Regions from separate parts of the Homo sapiens genome. Here all the other regions are linked to region 5. A link is a loop called in an ENCODE intact Hi-C map of the cell type or tissue named here. Cell type or tissue: MCF 10A. All regions are shown on one strand. Region 1 has its middle 35 kb from the start of FTHL17. Region 2 overlaps DMD (dystrophin). Region 3 overlaps DMD (dystrophin). Region 4 overlaps DMD (dystrophin). Region 5 overlaps DMD (dystrophin).

Evidence for each region. Peaks named below come from ENCODE experiments on the same cell type or tissue, not always from the same donor. Only the 100,000 strongest peaks of a DNase experiment are listed, where the experiment ranks them.
Region 1: it touches region 5 in a loop (4-fold over the local background); 15 of 110 quality-filtered maps call a loop at or near these places.
Region 2: a loop joins it to region 5, with 25 times the contacts of the local background. A loop is called at or near these places in 17 of 110 quality-filtered maps.
Region 3: it touches region 5 in a loop (11-fold over the local background); 16 of 110 quality-filtered maps call a loop at or near these places.
Region 4: it touches region 5 in a loop (13-fold over the local background); 8 of 110 quality-filtered maps call a loop at or near these places.

Annotation. Positions count from the first base shown.
Region 1 is chrX:31,034,840-31,039,839 of GRCh38, forward strand. No RefSeq gene overlaps it. Among named protein-coding and RNA genes, the nearest start is that of FTHL17, 35 kb to the right of the region's middle. In MCF 10A, CTCF peaks have their summits at 2,226 and 4,200 (motif pointing right); a DNase peak (open chromatin) is centred at 2,232.
Region 2 is chrX:31,277,518-31,282,517 of GRCh38, forward strand. The region is part of intron 62 of DMD (dystrophin); the gene reads right to left. Among named protein-coding and RNA genes, the nearest start is that of FTHL17, 210 kb to the left of the region's middle. RefSeq lists an enhancer at 1,795-2,089. In MCF 10A, a CTCF peak has its summit at 1,977; a DNase peak (open chromatin) is centred at 1,964.
Region 3 is chrX:31,212,012-31,217,011 of GRCh38, forward strand. The region is part of intron 64 of DMD (dystrophin); the gene reads right to left. Among named protein-coding and RNA genes, the nearest start is that of FTHL17, 140 kb to the left of the region's middle. In MCF 10A, a CTCF peak has its summit at 2,130 (motif pointing right); no DNase peak of the experiment used is centred here.
Region 4 is chrX:31,656,711-31,661,710 of GRCh38, forward strand. DMD (dystrophin) reads right to left here. Exons shown (of 79, transcript NM_004006.3): 54 at 1,280-1,434. Among named protein-coding and RNA genes, the nearest start is that of FTHL17, 590 kb to the left of the region's middle. In MCF 10A, a CTCF peak has its summit at 1,892 (motif pointing left); no DNase peak of the experiment used is centred here.
Region 5 is chrX:31,421,098-31,426,097 of GRCh38, forward strand. All of the region lies in intron 60 of DMD (dystrophin), which reads right to left. Among named protein-coding and RNA genes, the nearest start is that of FTHL17, 350 kb to the left of the region's middle. In MCF 10A, a CTCF peak has its summit at 2,998 (motif pointing left); a DNase peak (open chromatin) is centred at 2,974.

The sequences.
Region 1 (5,000 bases), 390 kb before region 5:
TCCCACTCTTAGCATGGCTTCCCAATCCTATGTTCTCTTCTTGTTACTTCTTCCGTTTCTTCCATTTTCTCCCACATGTTTTATGGCTAAACTTCTTAAAACAATTGTCTACTCTTGCTTTCTTCATTTTCTACCTACTATGGACTCCTCGACCCACTACAGTCTCATCTCTGAGCTTACCATACCACAAAAACAGCTCTGGTCAAAGTCACTAATAATTTTTCTTGTTAAATTCAATAGACTTCCTTCCTCTAATTCCTTACTTGCTCTCTTGGCATCTTCTTTGTGTTGAAACATTCTCTGCCTTTGGTTTGGTGATACAGGGCACCCAGGTTTTCCTCCTACCTATCTGGCCACTTGTCTCTCATACTGAGTATATTCCTCCTATACTTTTAGTAGAGATGCTCCTTGGAGTGCTGTCCTTAGCAATATTCTATTGTCACTCTATAAATGTTCGGGGGAGAGCTCACCATGCTCATGGCTTCAAATATCATCTGCTTGCCTCTCTCTCCTCTGGTTGTGCCCACATGATGGTTTTCTCTATTTCTTCATTCTCTACTGGTTATTCATTTCCTTCTGGTGGGGATTCATTATTTGTTGCCTGGACCACTTCCAACCACAGGACTGTATCCAGCACCTAAATATTTCTACCACAACTTCAGTTGGTTTTTATTATCTACTTTTCAAATAAAAGCTTATTGTTAACTAACCATGGTTCAGTGGCAGTTGATCTGATATGAGCAAATTTTCAGTAAGATCCTGGTTCTAGAACTCACATTAATTGACTTAATGGTGATTTTTTATTTAGACTAATTTTGATTTTTTTTGAATGAAGCTTAAAATTCCAAATTATATCCAGAAAATCTGTTAGGCTTTCAAAAGGGCATTTGAGATTCTACAGTGTAAGTGAACATATTCAATCCTGTGCATAATAAGCAGAAGGAGCCTGAGACTTATTTTGGATTACCCAGTGGCATTCTAAGATATCAACCTGATTCAACACAGCTTACAGATAGATTTAAGAAAATGGGTTATGTGGTTATTCTCAAACAACAATAGCCACCAAACCATCTAATAAAGTGTGTGGGGTGCAGAATGAGTATGTGATTGGAATATGGTGCATCAGCCTTGCAAATAGCCACTTACTTCCAGAGTGGGTTGCAATTTGCTCTACGTCAAATGAATGGTGAAACGGCTGTATTGATTCATTGCACGATTTCTAAATCTATTGAGAGAATGAAAGAAAGGTTTAAAAATTCTTGATTTTATGCTTACTTTTCAGGTTGTAGAAAATGGATTTGACAGAAAACACTTGCACCTTGTTTCACTGAATGAGATCCCTCAGATACTGTTTCCAGATGATGGTGTTCTCTCGCCAAACATACTTAGCAAGAGGAACAACACACTTTGAAAATGCCTATCAAAGGCATTTAATCATAGTATAAAGACTCCCGGGGCGAACGGCGTAGGACAATCCTGCCCTGTTCACCATTACAGGTTTATTTAATGTATTCTGCACAGTGATGCTTCACATGGCAGTGAGGATGTTTGATATAGGCATCAGGATGTTTCTGATCCCCTAGGAAGCTTTTCTGCCTCAACAGGTTGCAAGGCTCCATGGCTGCCTTTGATGAAGCCATTTATCTTGGTGCCAGCAGGAGGGTGTTGAAAGTGTGTGCACGGGAAGGTATGCAGCAGATTATGCATGCTTTTGTGGAGTTAGATTATTATTGACAGTCAGCTTGGAGAAAAGTTAGGTTATTTGTCCTTCTGTATAAGGCTGCTGAACTTCTTTTATGAAAACAATGAGTTAGGATAATAGGGAGAGGTTCTTTCATTCCACCTCCCTGCTACTTATAGGATGCTTCGCTCAGGAGATATTGTAAAACAATTTCCGGTAGGCGTTGTGCCCATAGAATGAAATAACTTGACTGAAAATTTGTGCATTCATGTCTGCTCATCTGTAGTCTGCACTTCTGGGCAATGTCTGTGAAAACCGCAGAACCCATGCTCAAAATACTAGATAACTTAAATAGTAGCATGTGCCTGAACCTACGTCTGTTAGCTTTTGCTGTGTAACGAGCTTTCCCAAAACATGGTGGCTTTAAGCAACAATCATTTAGCTCATAATTTGGCAGGCTTCCTGGGAAGTTCTTCTGGTCTAGTCTGGCTCTACTGATTTCTGCTGGTTTCCTTCATCAGTCTGCAGTTAGCTGGAAGTTCCAGCAGGTGGCCAGATGAGCCAGAATAGCCTCACTTAATGTGTCCGGCAGTTGGCTGGATATTGGCTGTTAGCTGGCTGACTGTGGTTCTTTTTGAAGTGGCCTTTTATCCTCCAGAAAGCTAACTGAGACTCAGTCACATGATGGCCTCAGGATCTCAAGCACAGGAAGAGGGCAAACCCCAAAATGCAAGAGTCTTCAAGCCTCTGCTTGAGTCATGTTGCTTGGCTGTTGTTCCACTGGTCAAAGCAAATCACTTAGTCCAGATTCAGAAAATAGAGGCAAGTGCCCCGCGTCTTGATGGGAAGAGCTGTGACATCAATCTTGCAAGGGTATGGATGTAGGGGGCAGGAGAATTTTTTATCATATTTTACAATTTACCACAGAGCTATTTAGAATTTATAGTGTTTTCACATGCATTAAACCTCACTATAGCTATGTGAGACAAAAGCTATGATTCCCTTTCCACAGATGAGTAAACTGGCTCAGAGAATCTGAGTAGTTTAACCAGGTAACAAGCAATAATGTTTGTGCCCCATGGCACAGCAGCCTGAACTGTAAAAATAGAGAAAGCCTCTGCCATGCCATTAATTCTAAAACCACATCTTTGGTATCCCAGCATGGATTTTCTGTTTGTTCATTTATCTCATATCAGATGGTTCCCAAATCTAATGAGAATCTCTGACACTTGTTTAATGTGTCATCTCCTGGCACTTGTTAAAATGCAGATTCCAGGGCTCCACCAGAGATTCAGATTCAGCCAGTTTGCTGAGGATTAGGGGTCTGCATTTTTGACAAGGAACTCCGGGAATCCTGATGCACATGGCCTGAGCTCTACAAGTTGAGAAATACTGGCTTCTATTATGATACTGAGTGTTCCCAGCATGGCGTATTTTCATGCTAGAAAGTCCACACATGATATTTCCTTTGGTCAGCTTTCCAGATCTATGAGTTAATAGCATTTGGGCAATTCTTTAATTTCTCTGAGGCTTTGTCTTGACAGCTTCAAAATAAGGACAATTGGAAAGACTCCCATAAGACTGGTGTGAAGATTAAATGACTAGCCTATGAAGCACTGAGCCCGGTGCCTAGTAGATCCTAAGTGTTCCTTTTTCTGCTTTCTTTATCCTGAGAAGCTACAAGACCAATTGATAAGGCAAGTCTATGAGATGTGAAAAAAGTTGTTTGTAGAATACACTGCAGACTTGCACTGTCAATGCCTGTAAGTGAGAAGTGATGGTCAAATATTCATCAGCATGTCAAAAAGCACATAGCTCTGTTTGAGAAAAAAAAGTATCAGATTCTTTAGACGCCTAAGAATCATGATTGGAAAGAGTGACGGGCTTGGTAGGCAACAGCTGTTGTCATTAGAGACCCAACTATATGCACAAGAGGCACAGAAGGGCTGGTCATGCCTCAACCCCTCCAGTCTTTTCCAAATTGCTGCGAACTTTCAGTGTCAGCACTATTGTCTGTACATCCCCAGACAATGACAAAATGTATAATGATTCTATATTAAGACTTGGCCTTACTCAAGTGAATCGTGTCAATGTGGATAGAATCCCTACAAAATATTTTCTTATAATAATATAAATGAAGCATCTACAACATGGCACGTGGCATATTATTTCCAGATCCTGTGGGGGTTTTTAAAAAAGCTTCTGTGTTAAAGTGATGAGCAAATAGCTTGTTTCCTGCAGTTTTGCTATTTCAGCACTTTCTTGCCTATTTTTTATGCTTCTTCTCCCACTGTATCTCTGTCCAGTCTGTTTCCCCTTTTCCTTCATAGCTTCTGTCTTTGTAAATGTCATGATTTTAATTCTTTGTTTCTTCTTTCTTGTGTGTGTGTGTGTGTGTGTGTGTGTGTGTGTTTTAAAGAAAAGGTGCCCTTTTTATCTAAACAATCAGAATCCAGTTTAAAATGAGTGTCTTTATTCTGTTTTATGGTATTTGCCTCTCTGCCTGTGGTCATCGTCTCTACCAGCAGATGGAGCACATCTCCTATGTTAAACACCACCGTAGGTTGTAGGGTGGGGTGTTTTTCCCTCATCTGTCATTTTTGCTGCAGTGAAATAGTAGTTGGAAGCTGGTGTAATACAAAGCAAACCCCCTAATCTCGGCTAGACTACAGCATATACTTTTCTGACTCATGTCAGCAATGCAGGGCTTAACAGCAGCTGATCTAGATAGGCGGTAGCTGAAAAATAATGAGGGTTTTGTGCATGTGTGCATGCTTTTGTGGTCTACCCTTTTTTTCCAAGAGTTGGCAGCTTTGCGTCAAAGGTACCCTTTCTTCTCCTCTCTCCTTTCCTCTTCTTCCTTTTGAATATCTTGACTTTACCTCTCTGCTCTTTCTCCTTAGTGTCAAGGCTCCCGGTTCACAGTGATATGCACTTGTCTTTAAACCTCAAAGTAAAATTATAGGTTGTTAGAGCGTGAAGGAAACTTAAACATCATCTAATATTGAAAGCAATAGGGCCCAGGTTAACAAAAGATTCATAATGAGATTTGGCACAGCCCATGTCATTGGATCAGACTGTTATTATGGTCATCATTATCATTGTTATTGAGCTGTCATTCCTTAATGTTGGAATGATGGCATACAGAATTTTCTTTTTCTTTTCCTTTCTTTTTTTTTTTTTTTGAGACAGGGTTTCACTTCTGTCACCCAGGCTGGAGTGCAGTGGTGCAATCTCGGCTCACTGCAACCTCCGCCTCCAAGCAATTCTTGTGCCTCAGCCTCCCAAATACCTGGGACTACAGGCATGCGCCACCATG
Region 2 (5,000 bases), 140 kb before region 5:
TAGATTGAATAAACAGATCTGCATGGGATCTAAGGTGGGAGACACTGCATGGTGTCGACTTTCAGAAAAATCCCTTCAGCAGTTTTCAGTGCCCCTCGACATAAGCCAGGAACATGATGCCGAGGTACACCTGAGTTGAGGCAATCTTATGGGGGCCAAGGCAAAGTGGTCTAAGAATGCAGCTTTCTGATGACCTGGCCTGAGGTGGAGATAAAACTAACTACAGTGTTTTTCAAACTGCAGGTCATGAACCCTTAGTACGTCATGAAATCTATATAGTGGATCATTACCAGTATTGTTCTTAATGAAACAGAAAAGAATAGAAAATATGACAGTGTAGAGGTTGGAGTGGGGAAAATGGGTTATAAAACTACCTATTGGGTACTATGCTCACAATCTGGGTAACAGGTCATGAGCCCCACACCTTAGCATCATGCAATGTTCCCATGTAACAAACCTGTACATGTACCTCCTGTATCTAAAATAGAAGTTGAAATTAAAAAAAAAAAAAAAATATGAAAGTGTACTATTTGGTATGGGTAAGTAATGTTTTGTGAAACTTTTCTTTCAATCATACAAGCATGAATAGACAGAAAAAGATTTACAGATATAGATGCGTGTGTGCGTGTGTGTGTGTACCAGGATGACATATAAAATTAATTTTTATAGTGGATTGGCAAAAAAGATGAAAGCTACAGGCTTTACTACATAAAGAAATGGACAAACTATACATGCCCACTGGACAATCATGCATCATTATAATTTCTCTAGACTAGGATTTGGAAAGAAGTTGACGGAAGACAGTTTGCAGTCTTATTCCCTGGTAAGGGCTGGAACATTACAAGAGACTGGAGGAGGATTAAAAGATTCAGGAGGGGGAGCAAGTTGGGGAGGCGTTCATCAAGTCTGAAGTTCTAACCACATGAGATGCTGCAGGGGCTGAGAATCTGCTCCAAGTTTTAGGGGGTGTCTTCTCTGCCAGCTGTTCGTTTGGGTGGCTGTTTGGGAGTATACCAGGAATCACTCAGCCTTTTTGTTTTCTTCCAAATGGCATGGTGATATTGTCACATTGCAGGAGGAAAAACATTGCTGCTAAAAGTATTGTTAAGGGGAGTAACAGGTAGCTCACACTACTATACACAACTGCACGTTGCCTGTCTGAACAAAACACTTCAAAACATAAACTGAGAAATGCCCTTCTGCTTCCATCTTGCAGTGAGACCTAATTCAAAGTCCTTGCTAGTGTGCTCAGGTCCACGCCAACAAATTGGCAAGTGTGTGCCTGACAGAATGGTCACATTTTAGGGCTGGATGGTCCCCATTCTATTTAATGCTTATAAATTCATCCTATTAAGTGCTTGGGGAAATTAATCTGAATAAGTGTCCATGAAGACTGATAATTATCATGATTTTTAAAAGTATTCTCATATAATTGTAGGAACATTTTAGACAGTCTGCAGCCATGGGGGTATTAAGCATATTATGAGTAAAAATAACAGCTTTAAGAATAAAATTCCTTTCAAAAGAGTGACCAGCTTTGAAAGTTACCAGAAGGAAACCCACAATCTTTCTTTTTTCAGTATTTAATCACAGCAGCTTTCATTAAATTCCCAGTACTAATAAGTGGTTAACTATGTTTGTAATCAGTATTTCTTATATTTTTAAAAGCACTAGATTATGGATGCTGTATGTCTACCATTGGCTGTGAAGCCACAAACAGTTTAGCCTAGCAATGATTACTCACAAAGCATGAATTTTAACAGCACACTCCATTTTACCTACATCTAAATTCAGAAGAGAATTTAGTCCACAGAGGAACCTTCCTGTAACTTTTCTTGAATATTTTGTGATATCTTGCAACATGGCCAAAAGTTCTAGCCCTCTCCTTGGTGTCCAGCTCTTGCAGTGTGCCTTTGTATCTCTTCCCACCAACAGGTGGAGTCTTTCCCCACTCCTTACATCTGGGATGGCCCTATGACATGACTTGCTTCGGCTAATGGACACTACCAAACATGACACAAGCAGAAACCTGAGAAGTTTCCATGTGAACTAGCCTGAACTAGCATGTTGGATGATGAGATACACACAAACCTAGTTGCATCTGTTCCTAGATGACAGCCTGTCAACCATCAGACATATGAGTCAGGTCACGATAGCTTATCCAGCTGCCAGCTGACTACAGATGCATAAGCATGCCTGGCAAACAGTAGTACAACTGGTCACACCACATAAATGGCCCAATCCACCCATCAAATAGTGAGCTAAGTAAATGGCTGGCCATTGTGTTATAGAGTTTATGAACTATTGTTCAAATTTGGTCTATGGCCTGCTTCTGTACAGCCTCTCAGCTAAGTATGACTACATTTTTAGAGTTGTAAAAAGAAAAAGAATGTGCAACAAAGATGCAAAGTGCTCCACAAAGCCTATAGTGTTTACTATGTTGTCCTTTACAGAAAATGTTTGCTGACCTCAGTGTTAAGCCAGTAAGTTTTGGGGTTGGTCTGTTATACAGCAAAAGTAGCTGTTACACATCTGCTCCCAAGAAAGAACGTTAGAAACTAGGCCTTTCTCACAAATTCAGTTAGCACCTAGTCAATTTATCCTTGGTGCATGTCCTCCAGTTGCTTGTTAATAAGATAATGCTGAAATGAACAGAAAGAACAAATACACATATAACCTGGGAAGTTATTTTAGTAATATGCTTCTCAAAAGTAAGATTTTATAAGGGGTATTTAGAAAAACAAGTATACAATTTTTAGCAGTCTTATTCATAATATCCTCAAGCTGGAAACAAAATCATTATGCTGAATATAAGAGACCAGATACATACAAAAATACTGTATGATTCTATTTATAGAAAATTCTTGAAAATGCAAAGTAATACACAGTGAGAGAAAGACGATCAGTGGTTGCCTAGAATCAGGGGTGAAAGGAAAAATGACCTGCAAAGGGGCACAAGGAGGCTTTTGGGGGAGTAAGAACGTTCTGTCATTTGACTGCAGTGGTGGTTTCACAAGTACACATCTGCCAAAAATCGCTGAACCACTTTAAATGGAGGCAGTTTACTGTGTGTAAATTTTTATTTAATAAAGTTTATTTTAAAATTTTTTTAAAAAAGCGTTTGCCCTAAAATCAAATTTAACATTCAAAAATGCATACAACTGCACAAAGAATGAGGTGCATCACACAGGATGTTTACATAAATATAGGACAGATTCAGGTCATGCTGTCAGTTCCCTTCTGATTAATTCCGAAAATATCAAAACATTAGATTCACAAGTGACCTTAAAGGTTAATGAATTATATCCTCTCATCCAATACAGAAATTGCCTTTAGGGGTGAGACAGTCATTTCAGTCTTGAAAATCTACTGTACAGGGAGTTTAATGCTTTTCAAAGTGGCGGATTTTATTTTTTGGAGAGCTCGATTACAAAAGTTTCTTTAATATTTAGTTAAAATATGCTTTCCCATAACTTCCACATATCTAGCTCAATCCATTCTCAGAATAAAACAGGAAAAAAATAACAAAAGAGAGTTCACAGTAGTAATGAATGGGCAAAACTGGCCAAATGAGGTCTTCAGGCAGAGGGCTGAGTTGAGCTTAAGAGATGACTGAAGAAGAAACAGCCATGTGCAAAGGCAGGGCCAACGACAGAGACTCTATTTTGTGTTGATCTAGATCTATTAATTGACATTCTTTAGATGTCATTATTTAATCAGCTTCAAATTCAGCCTATTAGCCAGCCCCACTGTTCTTTATCTTGTACCCAATATTCTCAAAAGAGAACTTGAAAAATGTGGTGTAAAATCCTAAGTTATGCTGTCTCTAACAGTCTTCTCATCTAACCATCAAGCAGCCATAAAAAAAATGAAAATGAGGTGCATGTGACATGGCAGATTTTGAGAGTATCACGCTGATTCCCAGCAGCATGTTATCCTATGTAATCATTAATAATCAGTACGATGTCATTTTCCAGGATTTTGTTGCTCATCAACATCAAACTTATTGGTTTGTAAATTTTAAAATTCATCTCTTTACTTTTTAAACGTTAAAAAAATGTTTTCTAATCTCCTTATATGACATCACCAATCCCTTCCCATGTTTTCTCTGAGTTTTCCACTGGCAACTCTTTTCATGGGAGGAGGAGTGACTTTTAGTGGATACTGGATAAGAAGAATGCACTCCTGTTGAGTAGAATGAGATCCCATGGCAGCACTTCTAACAAATTAGACCTAGTCTCTGAACAAAAACAATATGAGTTAAGATCGTCCCTAAGATTATCTAGAAAAGAATCCCGTTCCCATAAAGCTGAGTAACATTTTGGTCAGATTTGTGTCATTTTAAAAGCCAAAATATTTACCTAAAAAGCAAGTGATTTGAATGTCTCAGACTAAGTTATTTTTTACTGATCTATGGCCCTCAAATGAGTTGATGACCTTCAGTAGAGAAATGGTTCTTTATTTCTGATTTGTGAGAGTCATGCGACAGCAGTGGATGGGTTAAGAAGGTTAGAGGAAATTTGTTACATTGCTTTTTAGCTGTTGTTTTTTAGTTTGGTGAACAAACGAGATAACATAGCTAGTGCCTTTTAGTCATAAAGCAAAAATAAAACTACAGTGTTTTCTAATATTGTACCCTAAACCTATGCAAATCTCCAATTTACATCACCCACAAGCCTTCTATATTTTTGCAGATTTTAACTAGAGCTAAATAATAGGCATATATTTATACTTAATTGTAATCAAATGTAATGACGTGTGCAAAACAGGCTTTGCTCAAAGTGCTCTTTATAGATGAAATATGATTATTGAACTTGACAGTAGATCATTCATTGGAGGGAAAAGTGATTAATCACTTCTCTGTGCCTCTACCTTCCTACCCTTTGATGACACCGGTTATATTTCAAGATTCTCAATGCTATAAATGAACACTTTACTGAAGAAGCATCTTTATCCAATGCAAAATGAAATGTGTTGCCTAAGACTAATAAAGTCATTTA
Region 3 (5,000 bases), 210 kb before region 5:
GAGAACACACCTAGACTTTTTGATGAAACATTAAATGTAATGATTAGCTCTTTCTAGGACCCTCAATAAGCAACCAGCAGATACAGTTGTGTGAAACCATTGTTTCCTTAAGCTAGGAATTTCCATTAAATATATTATATATATATATATATATATGTGTGTGTGTATGTGTGTGTGTGTGTGTGTGTGTTTGTGTGTATTCACTAGTAGATATATCTTTAAAGCTACATAAAAACCCAAGTATTCTAATACATCTTCACTTTCTAAATTATGTTTACAGTAGAGGATGCTATAGGCTTTGAAGCCATTGAAGAACAGGGACCATGTGGTGGTACCCTATGCATGAGGGCTGTGGGGGTGAGAGAGGGTGGGGACAGGATAAAAGAAATGGCTGACTCTCCAGGATCCTCTTTGCTGTGCAGGAAAAGCAGACAGTGGCGGTTGGGGGGCGGCGAGCAGGCAGGACTTCAACACAGGGATCCCACTAATGGTTCCTGAGGCTCTGGTTGTGCCTAATCATCTTCTCAACCTTCTAGCTTCAAAAGCTCATTCTTTTCCTTTCTATGTATGCCACAGTAGCTAACTCTTGCTATTCCTTCCTATGTAAGACAGATTTTTTTTGTCTTTTACAGAGTGATAGACTCTTAGAGCCAGAAGGTTGCTTTAAAATCATTTTGCAGTTGAGACAACTGAGACCAGAGATATGGAGACTCACTCTGGGTGTTATGGCAGGATATCTAGGTTTTCTGATTTCTCATGGAGGTACATATTGTAAGGGGGAAAAGTGGGTGGCAGAAGGTGTCCTTACTGACTTTACAGAACAGGAAAACCATTCTGCATTCCATGCTAATGACAACAGTAGGATAAAACAGAAGCACCAAAAAGTTGGTTAGTGGAGAAAAAAAAAGTCTCATGGTGCCCATATAACCCCAAGTTCATCCTATAGGTCAATCTGTATATTCTATGTTGATGTATAAATAATTCTGTGATCTAATTAGCACAGAAACAGAAAGAGGTGAGTAATGGTGGAAGAACTGCTGTATGTTTGCTGATTTTTCTTGCCCAGGCATGCCACTCTACAGGCAACTTACACTTATGGCTGAGGGACCTCCCAAGCAAATCTTTGCACTTCAAGAAAGTCAATGCACTTTGATGTAGTTGTCTGTGCAGTAAGGGTTAATTCCAGAGAGGCTGGAGTTGGCACGAGATGACTTGCTAAAATATCTACACAGTGCAGAGCCCTGGTCAAAGCACTTGCTTTTCAAAGTGACTTACTGTGTTGAAGTGTAGCCATGGGTTGCAGGTTATCACCATTGTTTATTGCTAACAGTAACATTGACCATTTTTACCCGGGCACAGTCAGACCAACGGAAGCCACTGAGTTTGAGGCTGGTTACATAGGAACAGTATGCCTAGGTTACCCACGGGATATAAGAAACCCTGGCTGAAACTCCAATTTGTGCTCCCTGGTTTCCAAGGTGTTCTGTGCTCACATCAGTAGCTCTTGTTCCAAGAGAGAAAATGCATCGTGGTGTGGCTCTTGCAGACAGAGGGCAATTATAGCTTGCACCTGTCCTCTCTGGACCCTATGCTGTGAGGCAGGCTGTGGCTGTGACACTTATTCTTGTTTTAATGTTGTGGGTATATTGCATCCTTTTTCTGCAAGGAACTCTAGATTCGTAAGCACTGTCATTTGGTTCCTGTGAGTCCTCTTTAGCAATTGAACCCTGTTTAACTTCCACTGTCAGGGCAGTGAGTGTCAGAAGCAAGATTGTTTAGAACACCTCCAACTCATTCTTAGCTAAAAGTATGACTGAGGCATTATTTAGAAAGAAAAAAAGAAGATTCTGATAAAAGGGATGAAAAAGAACCTTTGAAGTTGCTCAACAAGCTACGCTTGGTTGAAAAGTAACACAGGCTTTGAAATTGGTTACTGATGGTGTAACTTTCTAGTGGAATCTGGAAGTGAGAGAACTTGAACCTAAGGAGCTAACAAAATGGATTAGGAGGCAATTGCAAACTGATGGCAAGGCTGCTAAAAAAAAATCCAAAAGCTAATGTTAAGTTCAGAATTTCTTTCCACTGGGCTTCACCCTCTCTGGCCTGCAGGTGGAGTCCCAACCAAAAAGCTGAAGCAACTATCATTTTTGAGAAATGGGCTACACCTGTGAGACCAGTTACAATTAAAAAGATAATTCAAGTGGGGCACTTACAGGTATTCCCTATGTCACTACAGGTTTCTTTTTTGATGCCAGACCTAGTAGTCCCTGAACTGGGGCTACAATTAAGAGTTTCAAAGGCTGGTAATATTCCAAAATAAGATACTATGGCTATTAGTTGGTACTTAAGCACAAGCATTCCACAAGGATCAATGGAATGGATTACTCCTTCCTTGTGCCTTGCCTAATTGAAGCTATCACACAACCCCATCATAGGTTGAAAATATCTTAAGTCACAAATGCATTTAATACACCTAACTAACTGAAACTCACAGCTTAGCCTAGCCTACCTTCAATGTGCTCCCAACACTTACATCGGCCTACAGTTGGGCAAAACTGTCTAGCAACACCTTACACAGTAAAGTGTCAGTTGTTTAGCCTCATGATCTTGTGGCTGACTGGGAGCTGAGGTTCAGTGCTGCTGCCCAGCAAGGGGAGAGAGTATCATACCGCATATTACTAGCCTTGGAAAAGATCAAAATTCAAATCTAGAAGTAGAGTTTCTATTGAATGCATATCACTTTGCATCACTGTGAAATCAAAAAATTGTTAAGTTGAAACTTCACAAGTTGGGGACTGTCTGCATTGTGTGGTGTGTGTGTGTAGCTGGGGAAGAGGTTTGGCTTAAAATTAATGATAAAAGGAAAAAGGTGAGATTGTTGCAAGGGGAAGGAAACCACCAAAGATACTTTTTTATTTCTTTTTTCTTTTTTTTTTTTTTTTTTTTTTGAGACCGAGTCTTGCTCTGTCACCCAGGCTGGAGGACAGTGGCGCGATCTCGGCTCGCTGCAAGCTCCGCCTCCCAGGTTCACGCCATTCTCCTGCCTCAGACTCCCGAGTAGCTGGGACTACAGTCGCTCGCCATCACGCCTGGCTAATTTTTTGTATTTTTAGTAGAGATGGGGTTTCACCGTGTTAGCCAGGATGGCCTCGAACTCCTGACCTCGTGATCTGCCTGCCTCGGCCTCCCGAAGTGCTGGGATTACAGGCGTGAGCCACCGAGCCCAGCCGATACTTTTTTTTTTTTTTAAAGGGAAAACCTAATATAATGTTGCTGCCTACGGAGAGGTTTAAAATAAGAGAATAATATGCTCCCTTGGCTTAGACTCAGATGCCTCTTGGGGTGGGGGACTCTGCTAAAACCTCCTCCTCCTTGAAAGAGCCAAGATGTGAGTGGGAGAGTCAGCCAACCTATCCAACACACTGGATGACGAGATGGGCGTTCTAACTGCGACTACAACACCATGGAGCAATATTAATGTGGCTTTTGGTTAGTATTCGTTAATGTCTTTTGGTTCTTCTTTCACAGGACATATCTGTTATTAATCAGCTGTGTCAGGAAATAACCTGAGGGAATATTTACCCAGTCAAATCTGAAGAACAATGATTTATAACAATCTCAATAAACACTGTGTGGCCATCAATTGTGATGATGAAGGTTTAACAAAGGTATTGGGCATGTGATAGAAGGCTTACGTGCTGTATGTTTCATCTGTCATAACATTATGTGTTTAAAAAAATAGCTATTTGCCCCATTACTCCGTGTGGAAAGCCATTAGTGGGTGGAGGGACAATTGGGACAGCTTGAATCAGTGACAGATATTTAAGTTGAATTTGGTGGGCCTACTTTCCTGAGACTGAAAAGCTAGAAATTGGATATGGATGGCTACAGAAATTTCTGTGACATACCCAAACCAAAGTCCTTTTAGGAGTGACTACTATTCATATGATTTTAGCCTAGTCACATTTTTGTGTCTCATGTGTATTTCCCATTAAAGCTGCTATTTCTCAATGGCAACATGTCTGGTGGGCCAAGGGGCATGAATCCACTTGAAATAAAAGAAACTTCTATTAGGAGAATTAGGAACTGGGCTAGAGATACCTGGCCAGGTAGAATTTGCTTTGAATGAGAAATGATAAACTGACGAGAAAGACTTCCTAGTGCAAGAAGCGCACTTCAAGGGCATCCAATTCCAGGAGGAAGGATAGGGATGGCAAGCTGCCAAGGTTGATAGCTGGAGAATGGAACCAATAATTACTAGAAAACGGAACCTACGAGGTGTTCTTTAATCTCTTTAGCATCTGACTGAGAGAAAACCATTCTTTCCCTAGTGGGTAACAGCTAAACAAGATTACAGTATTTCCCCTGGGAGATAGATGGGTCATGTTATGAGACCTCTCTTGGGCACTAATATCTGTCAAACCATATAAACTGAGAAAATTAGTTTGGCCATGTCCTCAAGACGTCTTAAACTCAGAACTAACAGAGACATGGCCTCTAACCTATGTGAAAAATAATACATGGTATATAGAAAAAGTAGATTTTTGTAGGACAGTGGCAAAATAATTACACTGGCCTCTCGAGACCCCCTTGCTGTGGAGGCAGCCTGTGGCTGTGGATCCATATCCTGACAGTAATGCTCTTGTAATGTAGCCTTTTCTGGCAATAGAGCGCGGATTTGTAAGCCATGTTATTGTGGGTCCTGAGAGTCTTCTTTAGCAACTGAAGCCTATCTAATGTCACCCTTAGCGCACCATCAAAAGGTGAGGTGCATTTACAGAGAAGGCGGTGCATTTTTCACCTGGTTTGTCATGGTGAGGGCGAGTCCAGAAACTGTGACTATTCACACAACTCCAGCCTGTACCAAATCTCTATAATGTGTGCTTTAGTTGCTGAATAGAGGCAAAATGTTCTCTATTTCTTACTGTTTGCAGAATATTTGTCACACTTATCAACTGCAGTATATTTAGCCCTATGGTTTGGGCTCTCTCCAACCCACC
Region 4 (5,000 bases), 240 kb after region 5:
AAGCCTTGCCATTGAGAAAAAGTAGTTACTATGAGAATTTTTCCAAATATCAGCTCCATATTCAAGTTTGCCCTTTCTCCACCAGGGTCTTTTTCATAGGGCTCCAATTAAAACTTCCCAACTTTAGGTTGAATCTTCTTTTCCATGGTCTTTTCCATCTATACACCTACTGTCTGGAATTCAGGATTAGAGTTGCTCTATTCCCCAGGGTGACCAGCTTAAATTCAGCTTCACAGGAGTTTTTACTCTCTAATGTCTAGCTCAGTTTCAAAATTTAGTTGGCCGCTTAATTTCCATATATCATTATCTCATTTCTCCTAAGACTTCCTACTCTTAGTTCAAAATCTGTTTTGGCCCCAGTGGTGACTTTTACTTCTTGTTAAAAATCACCGAGCTTATTTTTTCAGTAATTGATGTCATATTTTGGAACTCAATTATTTTTCACCGTGGTCTTCCTCATATTGTACAGGTGCTATTTTTTCAGCTTGCACAAGGTAATTGTACATTCTGCAAAGGGAGTCATCATTCAAAAAACATTTACTAGCTCCCTATTATATCACGTGGTTCAGGACCTGGGGATGTATCAAATGAGAAAGACAAAATCTCTGCCCTCATGGCATTTAGATTAATTTAAAGGACAAATATTTAACAATTAGTTACATAATTTATATTTTTATTTATGATTGGAATAAATGCTAGTGAAAAAAGCACTAGAGATCAAGAGAGGTATAATAAGGATACAAGGCTTAGTTTGAGGAGATACTGTCTATAAGCGCTGTTAATTTCCATTCATATATAATGGGAAATGAAGTGACGAGTCATATTGCCCTCCACAAATTTTCCCATTGGGTGTGTGGAGTGAGATACTAGGATGAGACCATGTACAGCTATAACTCTATCATGAATCCCAAAGTGACTTATTTATCAGATAACAGGTAAGGCAGTGTGCGCCATGATGAGATAGAAAGATATTCCTTTGGATAGAGTTATCAAAGTAGACTGATAAATGGCTCTTCTAGCTATAAATCAGTATTTTGCTTTTTGTTTAATCTCTTGGTTATGTCACTACTTTTGTGACAGCGGGCAAATGAGATCTTATGTTCCTCGTTTTTAAAATAGAAGTCTGAGCCAAGTCCGTGAGTTTAGTTGGTATTTATCGTCTTGAACCCTCCCAAGCTCCAGTTTAGCTGGATTGGAAAAACAAATCCTCATGGTCCATCCAGTTTCACCACCCCATTATTACAGCCAACAGTAGTTTTAGAAATAATGTAATTCATACCTTTTATGAATGCTTCTCCAAGAGGCATTGATATTCTCTGTTATCATGTGGACTTTTCTGGTATCATCTGCAGAATAATCCCGGAGAAGTTTCAGGGCCAAGTCATTTGCCACATCTACATTTGTCTGCCACTGGCGGAGGTCTTTGGCCAACTGCTATAGATTTTTATGAGAAAGAGAATGAATGTCAGTTTTTTTTATGAAATCTCTAGTTGGAGTGTCTTAAAATACTTCGTAAACAGCTTCTGAATCCTCAGGTCAGAATACATATATTAGATTGCTTTTAACCTACCATATGATTTAGTCAATCATGACAGTATAAGGTAACCCACCTTTCAGGACAAACTTTTCAAATGCAGCATCTTGAGCAATAACCAGTATCAAGTATTTCAACTTAGTAGCAATTAATTGGCAATAAAGTGGGCTTAATTGTTTTTATCACAAGAGAAAAAAACTACAAAAATAAGCTCATATATAATTGTTGAATATGTGACATATAACAACATTTGAACGAAAAAAACCTCATACATTTCTTTCCCTCTTCATTAACTTGTTGAATTGTTTATGTAATTAGTGCCATCTACTGGCGTTCAACTAAACCTGCATACAGAAAATATTGAACAACAAAAGAATAGTACTGTTATTCTAGTCACGAATTTTTTGAAGGATCAAAATACTTTTAGAATACCTTACTTTAAAATTAGAAAAAAAGTCAAAATATAAGAATCTTACTAAACCAAATCACCTACATTTTCTTCGTTGTTTGTCTTTGGCAATTCAGTGTTTTCAAACTTGCTATCTCATCACTTGAAACATATTTCAAAGAAAGAAGTCAATTAATGGTAGGTTTTATCTCGAAGCATATCAACCTGAAATTTCTATTAAACATTTCTGCAAGTGCAGAGAGGAGGCTTCTAAGCATTAAGATAATACTAATTGTTAAGATAGTTATATCAAATTCAATAGGATGGGTTAAGTCATTGATAAATGGACACAGGAATAGGAACAGGTAGTTCAAACAAGAGAAAGAGTGGGATGATTTTATTTAAAAAGAAAAAAGTTAACTTTCAAGTAATAAAAAATAGAGTATTAAATTGAAAAGGTACAATTGGACACCAATTAAATTAACAAAAAATAAAATCCAAAGCTGAAAAGACCAGTAAAACTAGCACATTCACGTATTACTGCTGGGGACCGTTATCTATTAGGACAATTTGGCAATAGATACCAAGTGACATACAAATGCTTATTCCCATTGACTCAATAATCTCACTTTTGGTACTTTATCCTGATAAAATCTTCAAAAGAAGATCAATATACTATATGACTTAAAATCTTCATTAACCAAAGCAGTAAAAAAATGAGAAACAGGCCGGGTGCGGTGGCTCATGCCTGTAATCCCAGCACTTAGGGAGGCCAAGGCGGGTGGATCACGAGGTCAGGAGTTCAAGACCAGTCTGGCCAAGATGGTGAAACACCGTCTCTACTAAAAATATAAAAATTAGCCGGGTGTGCTGGTAGGCTCCTGTAATCCCAGCTACTCGGGAGGCTGAGGCAGAGAATTGCTTGAACCCAGGAGATGGAAGTTGCAGTGAGCCAAGATCACGCCACTGCACTCCAGCCTGGGCGACAGAGTGAGACTCCATCTCGGAAAAAAAAAAAAAAAAAAAAAAAAAAAAAGAGAAACAATGTCGATGTTTAATGCAGGGACATTAAAAGAACATAATACATCATTCCAATGGTCCAATATGTAGCAAATGTGCACAGTAATCACTGTAAAAAGAGCACAATTTTCTTGTGTAAAAAACAGAACACAATTTTTAACTACACTGTGTTTATCTCTAAGAATACATAATCATGAGCTGAACACGAAATGGAAGAAATTGAAAATAATGCTTCTGAGGAGAAAAATCATTTTTGTTTTAATATTTGTTCTTTTGCGTTAGTATGATATTTACAGAATAAAAATCAAACAGTGTTCTTAGCATAATTTCAGCGTGTTTGGTGAACTCCTATTGAACATATACAATCTATATATAATGTAATTTCTCAGTTAACTAAAACATCCTAGAATCAAACCAAGTAATAGTATTTACTGCATATAGCAAATAGACCCAGATTACCAAACTATTATCAAGAAGCTAATGCCAATATCACTGACTTTTGCTATGAAAGCAGAGGACAGTGTCTAAAGGCACAGAGCATAGTTGCTGCTATTACAAAACAATTAACATTTATCCGCGTGGAATGCCTGCCTTTTCTTCCATACTCCTTTTATCAAGCATTACAGTTTCTATTCTCCACTTTTCAGATCCTCGCACTATTTGAAAGCCCTTCTGAGGGAACTTCTGCCAAAGGCTTGCCTTTTCTAGAAATATCCTAGGGTACAAAATTACCACTTCTTTCTTTCTCCTCCTCACTTAAGCCAAACCTAAAGTGATAAAAGAAATGTATTCCAAGATACGAAAGAACATGTAATTGGCCCTTAGTATCCAGAGGGTGCTATTTGCATTTTAAAAGAAGAGCTTATTATCTCTCATCTATTAAATTGCTAATTAATAGCATGAACATCCACAAAACTGAGACCAATAACTTGGTTACCTTTTTTTCAAATGAATTCCTTTTATAAAACACTGAATTGTTAATAAAATACTTATGATGGACCAGTATCAGAGCATATATGTAAAAGCTCAGGAATACAAAATAAAAACAAAATTTTTAGTAAATATATAATTAAAATCATTTATTTTACTCAAGCAAGTTAAATAACCTTGGAAGCCACCCATCACTCATAGGTTCCTGTTTGAAAAGTCTAGATATAAGAGGTTATACCATTTGGATGGTTTCATGGGTATATGCACATGTTCTAGCCCATATAATTTTATGCAGTTTTTGTATATCAATTACACTTCAATAAAGCTGTTAAAATTAAAAAACATAAAATGCAGAAGGTGCCAATGAATCTAAAAACATAATCAATAGATCATAAAAATGCCTAAAATTATAAATTATAACATATCCTAGAATTTTCCAAAATCTCTGAAAGAAATAGTAAGCTAGAGTTAAATGACAGATTTCCTACTAAACAAGGTAGTAAAGAGTGAGGCTTGACGTCAAACCAGAACTTTTTGATGTACTTTAATGCTTGAAAGGTAGAAATACGCGTGCCATATATTTTTCTGCAAAATTGTATTCACAGCGAAAGTTAGGACTGTTATACCTAAGGAAATCTTGACTGAGTGCTAACCCTCACTGAATACTGCCCAGGTTTTGTGAGGATGTAGGATTAAAAAGTAAAACTCCCACTGACCTTGACTGACATTGAGGGGGCTCAGGCCCTTATATAAACACAAAGGTTCTCAAAGGTAGCCTTTTTTTTTTTTCTCCCTTCTTAAAGACATTCCCCACACAGAATGTTTTCCCTTTCTCCTACGGTAATATTCTGCCCGCCCACCTTGGGTTTTACCCAAGTGTCATTCACACTAGGAACCATGACCTTGACCAGCTTTGCCTACTGCTGTGAAATTTACTACTGGGATAACTCCAGACCTCAGAAGGAGTGTAAATTCAAAAATACAACAGACTTCACACACACCCTTTTCTCTTTCTGAATTCCATTGACAATGGTGTACACCACAGGGAATTGCTTGTGTGGTGATCATGGTGTGTGAAGAAATTTAAAATACTGTGAGCACTAGCTTATAAAAAAAGATTGCCTTTGT
Region 5 (5,000 bases):
CAAGAATTACCATTCTGACAGTGCAGTGGAAAAACTTCATTCATTGTAAAAAGCAGGGAGTTGAGTTTCTATATGGGGTTGCCTTTCACGTCCCCTCCCCTTGCAGAGATAATGAAAAAATGCCCAGCTATTTTTCAGATGTGATGTTTACTTTCTTTTCCAAGAGGTTCTTTGGAGGAATACACAGAAATATTTTATAGAACCACAAAATAATAGAGGTAAAATAAGCTTTGGAATAAAATAAGCAAATAAGACTAGTTTCTAGTCTACGATTTCTGGGAAAATGCGAGAACTTTAGTTAAACTTGTTTATTTTATTCTAGGTGAATTTTATTAACTTAAAGGATCATAAAATAATAATGATCATCTCTACTTTTAAAATCCACATTTCTATCAATTATTATATGCATATTCCAGTGTGTACAGATAAAAAGATATTCAAGTACAACTAAACCTAGAGATTTCATCAGAAAATAATCCCCAAAATGAGCTGCTATTGCAAAATGGAAAATATGATGTAAACAGGCATTTTGGGCTTTCAGATAAACAGCATAAATTTTTGAACAGGATACGTCTTGTTTTCCACAAAGAGAAAAACAAGGTGTAGTGAAGAGCGTTGAATTGTGTCTGATTTCTGATCTTGCTTTTAACAAATGAGAACGTCTCAGCTAAGTCAACCAGAAACTATTTCCTAATCTATAAATTAAAGGGTTTGGCCTAGATAATTTCTAGTCTTTTCTGGCTTCAACCCCTCCCTGCTTACTCTCTCTCTCTCTCTCTCTCTCTCTTTCTATATATATATATACACACACACACACATATATATATATATATATACACACACACATATATATATATATATACACATATATATATACACATATATATATGTATATATACACACACATATATATATATATAAACACACACACATATATATATATATATTTTTTTTTTTCTTTTTCTTTTTGAGACAGAGTCTTACTCTGTCACCCAGGCTCCGGGTTCAAGCAATTCTCCCACCTCAGCCTCCCGAGTAGCTGGGACTATGGGTGCATGCCACCACACCCGGCTAAATGTTTTTTGTATTTTTAGTAGAGACGGGGTTTCACCATGTTGGCCAAGCTGGTCTCGAACTCCTGGCCTCAGGTGATCTGCCTGCCTTGGCCTCTCAAAGTGCTGGGATTATAGGCATGGGCCACCGCACCTGGCCAGATTGCAGGTATCTTTAACAGGTTGGAGTGTTACCTGAATTTTCATCAATCTTGGGAAACATATAGCTGCTAACAGTTTTAACTTCCTACTCTATGTTTAACTCGTTTAACATATTAAAACACGCAGACAATATTAAACTGCAGCAACACATGGAGAAGAAAAGCATCGTGGAAATGGGGTAAGATGGGACTCTAGAAGTGTTTAAAACCTCCCATGCTGAAATTTTAAGTAAATGTTGACGGGCAATGGTTAAATTGTAAAATAAATGAATTTGTTGTCACTGAAATTTAGAATACTCCTACCTCTTCTTATGTTTTGCCCTTTTAAGATACAAATTAAAATTTTTAAAAAATAGAAGAGCTCAGAAATAAAGTGATGGGGATAATATGCATACCTATACTACCACACTTTTCCTTTCACCAGTTACTTTGGAAAGTATCCTATGGAGTTTTGATTTTAGTAGAATTCATGTGAGGCAAAAGATGGCTTATTATTTCTATTGTGTAAAATCTCCAAACCACTGGGCAGTTATAAGACTTTTTTTTTTTTTAAGCTCAAACACAGGTCAAGGCTATAGGTGGGAGTTCTTGAACAATAAACAAAGTGAGAAATGGTCTTAATTTTTTGTTATTGCTGCTTTGAATGACACACAGACACATGTACTAACACAGGCAAGACTCTTGCTGCACGGATATATGTATTTTTGTAGAAAAGATCAAACTAAAATGAATTCACTGCCTGGCATCATGTTTTCATCTGCCTTCCATTTTCCACAAGGGTGTACTCCACTTGCTTAGACTTAGGCAATTTAAAAATTCTTGATCTTAATGTCCTCTAAAATGTACAGACTTTATAGCTTAGATTTTAAGAGACACCATTACCTGACAGGGTAATGACAGTTTTATTTGCACTGGTGACTGGATTTGCTGTGATACTTAAGCAATAATACAAATAAAATGATAATTTTTTTGAGAGGATGTCAGGGAAGGAGAAAGAAAAGAACAAAATGCATCGCATTTAACTTGGTTTAAAAACACAACACACTGCAGCTTCCCAAAGCTTCTTATTTTACTGGAAAAAAAAATCCCTTAGCAATTCATCTTCCTTTGGGCGCATGAATGACATTTTACTGTGATGTGATTATAAGAAACAAAATCCCTCGGAGATGCTGCCTTAAAATATTTTTCTTTATAATGTTCTGAGCTCGACAAACCTTGGTAGAAAACAGAATACTCTTAATTATGAATAAATTAACTAAATTAGTAACATGAGATGGATATGCAATTAAGGGATTGTTAATTGAAACTGGAAACACAGCTGTATACAGCTTAGAGATGAATCATACCAGTAATGACGCAGATGTTTATAAAATGTGATTATCTTTAGTGGAGACAGCGCTGCATCTCCCAAGCCCATTCTTATATTGTGTCACTGAAATGGTTTTTAAACCCGTGAACACCAGGAATCAGGATCTCAGGGACGGCAAATTAGGCTCCCTGGATATGGGAATTAGTGTTGTCTGAATGTCAGCAATTTGATTCTCCAGCTTTCAAAGAATGTAGATATGGAGCCAACAACAAACATCTGTTAGTTGCATGGTCTTCAAAAAAACAAAAACAACCAAAAGTTGCTGGCAAACCAGTCCCTGCTTCAATCAGAGAAGACGGTAAAGTATCTGTAAACAGTCACACTGCTGTGTGTGACTGTTAGAAACATATAGAAAAGAGAACCCCAGGGCACAGTGCCAGAGACCTTATGCACAAATGGTAAATGCCCCCTCTGCTGGCAGAGGCTCTAAAACATTTTCTGCTCTTTTCCCGGCAGTGAACCCAGAAGAAAAAACAAAATCTTCACAACTAAGGAAGCAGTAGGAAAATGCCGTCATTACACTCACTGTATGTTGAAATGTACTAAAATTATCAATATTCTGTTGCACTTTGGAAACTTCCGTTTTTTGCTTATCCACACCATTTTCCCCCATGTGCAATTCCCATTTGCCCCAGGGAAGGGAAATGTCTCTATGGTTCTAGATTTTAATCGAGTTACATGATCTCTGCATAGACTGTGATTGGACAAGGTTGAGGGGAGACTGGATACTGTGTCCTAACCATAGTTTAATGATTATGGAATGAAGGGCTCAGCTACATAGACTAGTCTTTGGAAATCAGGTTTTTGGTTTCTGGACAAAGCTTGTGGCATTATTCAAACCAACAACTATTAGGCTGGATGGTGCTTACAAAGATGGAAGATGGTAGACATCAGTTTTTTACGTAAAGTGCAAACTAACCACTGTAAGGTGTAGTCAAAAAAGAAATAATACATAATTTTAGATATTGACCAACAGAAGATATATTTGTCACCTTAGCTTAGCTTCTCTTTCAAAATTATCAATGTCCTTAACAAAATCTAGTGCTGTAAAGGAAAATAAAACAACAGATAGTCTGACATTAGTTAATACTTTCCTCTATCAAAAGGATGCAGAAAACTTAGGGCATCCTCCTTGAATTCAGGGGAGACCTTTTACTACAACGTTTAACGAAGTATTTGGATGACTTGAGGCTCAAATAAACAACTCAGTTTTCCACTGTGTTGACTGTGGGCATATGGGGTGTAGCTGAGTTGTGAGTCTGTTAAAAGAAAATACACTTTCAGGAATGAATAAGGAGAAAAACGCAAACACATAAAAAGACACACCACTATATATAGTTTTCTCTCTATGTTGGATACCTATAAATGTGGGATTTGTTGAATTTTGATCACAAAGTCTTTCTATCCTATGTGTTAGTCTGCACAAGTACAGGCTTTGCCTATAATTTCAGTATTGATTTGCTGTTATACAGGTTCCAACTTGTCTAAATTTCATTACCTGAAGGGACAGCTTGCAATTCCATATACAGGTATAATAAAAGCAAGATGAGTACATGCATACTGTGAGCTCTGAAAAGGCACTTTTTCTACAATGGCTGTGCCAAATTCTTCATGAGACTGTTATTCTGTTGCAAATGGTGATAAGAAAGCCAATATCATACATTATTTACTAGCATTTGTACTAATATTTTCAATTCTGAACCTCATTATAATCACACTTGTTTCAGAACCCATTTGTGGACATACCCAGCTATTTGCCTAACTAACAGCTATTTACTTCTTGTTCCTTGGTAAAGAAGCTCAATTATGTTCAGATATTGGGCAACAAAGGACACAGCTCTGAGGAAAAAATTAAAATCTGGTCTAAGCCAATCACAGTAAGCTTGTTTCTCATAGCCAGTGATTGGCTTAAAGAGGTTCAGTGAGATCCAGTTCTAGTTGACACATAAGAAGAAATTTGTTGGGGAGCTTCTGGGAAACGTTTGCTTTTCCAAACACAGACACACAGGCATGAGTACACACACACACACACGCACACAATACAGTTATCCTTGAACCTTATTCCTTCTTGCCTTGGTTATTGTTGTCTGCGGATATGTTGCTTGGCGCAGTGGGAAGCCATCTTGGGACCATGAGGAAAAAGACAAGAGAATCCCAGAGAAGCTGACCTCAAGTCTTGATATAGCTAATCTGTTGAATTAACCAGCTCTAGGTCTGATGGTCTTTGGACTTCAGTTTATTTTGATTAGTGGTTCTCAAAGTGCAGTTCCTGACCACAGGAGTAGCAGCATAACTTGGCAACCTACTAGAAATGTAGAATCTCGGACTCCACGCTGGACCTACTGCATCAGAAACGCTGGGAGCAGCCTGCCAGCCTGTAGTTTAACAAGCCCCCAGGGGATTCTGATGCATACTAAA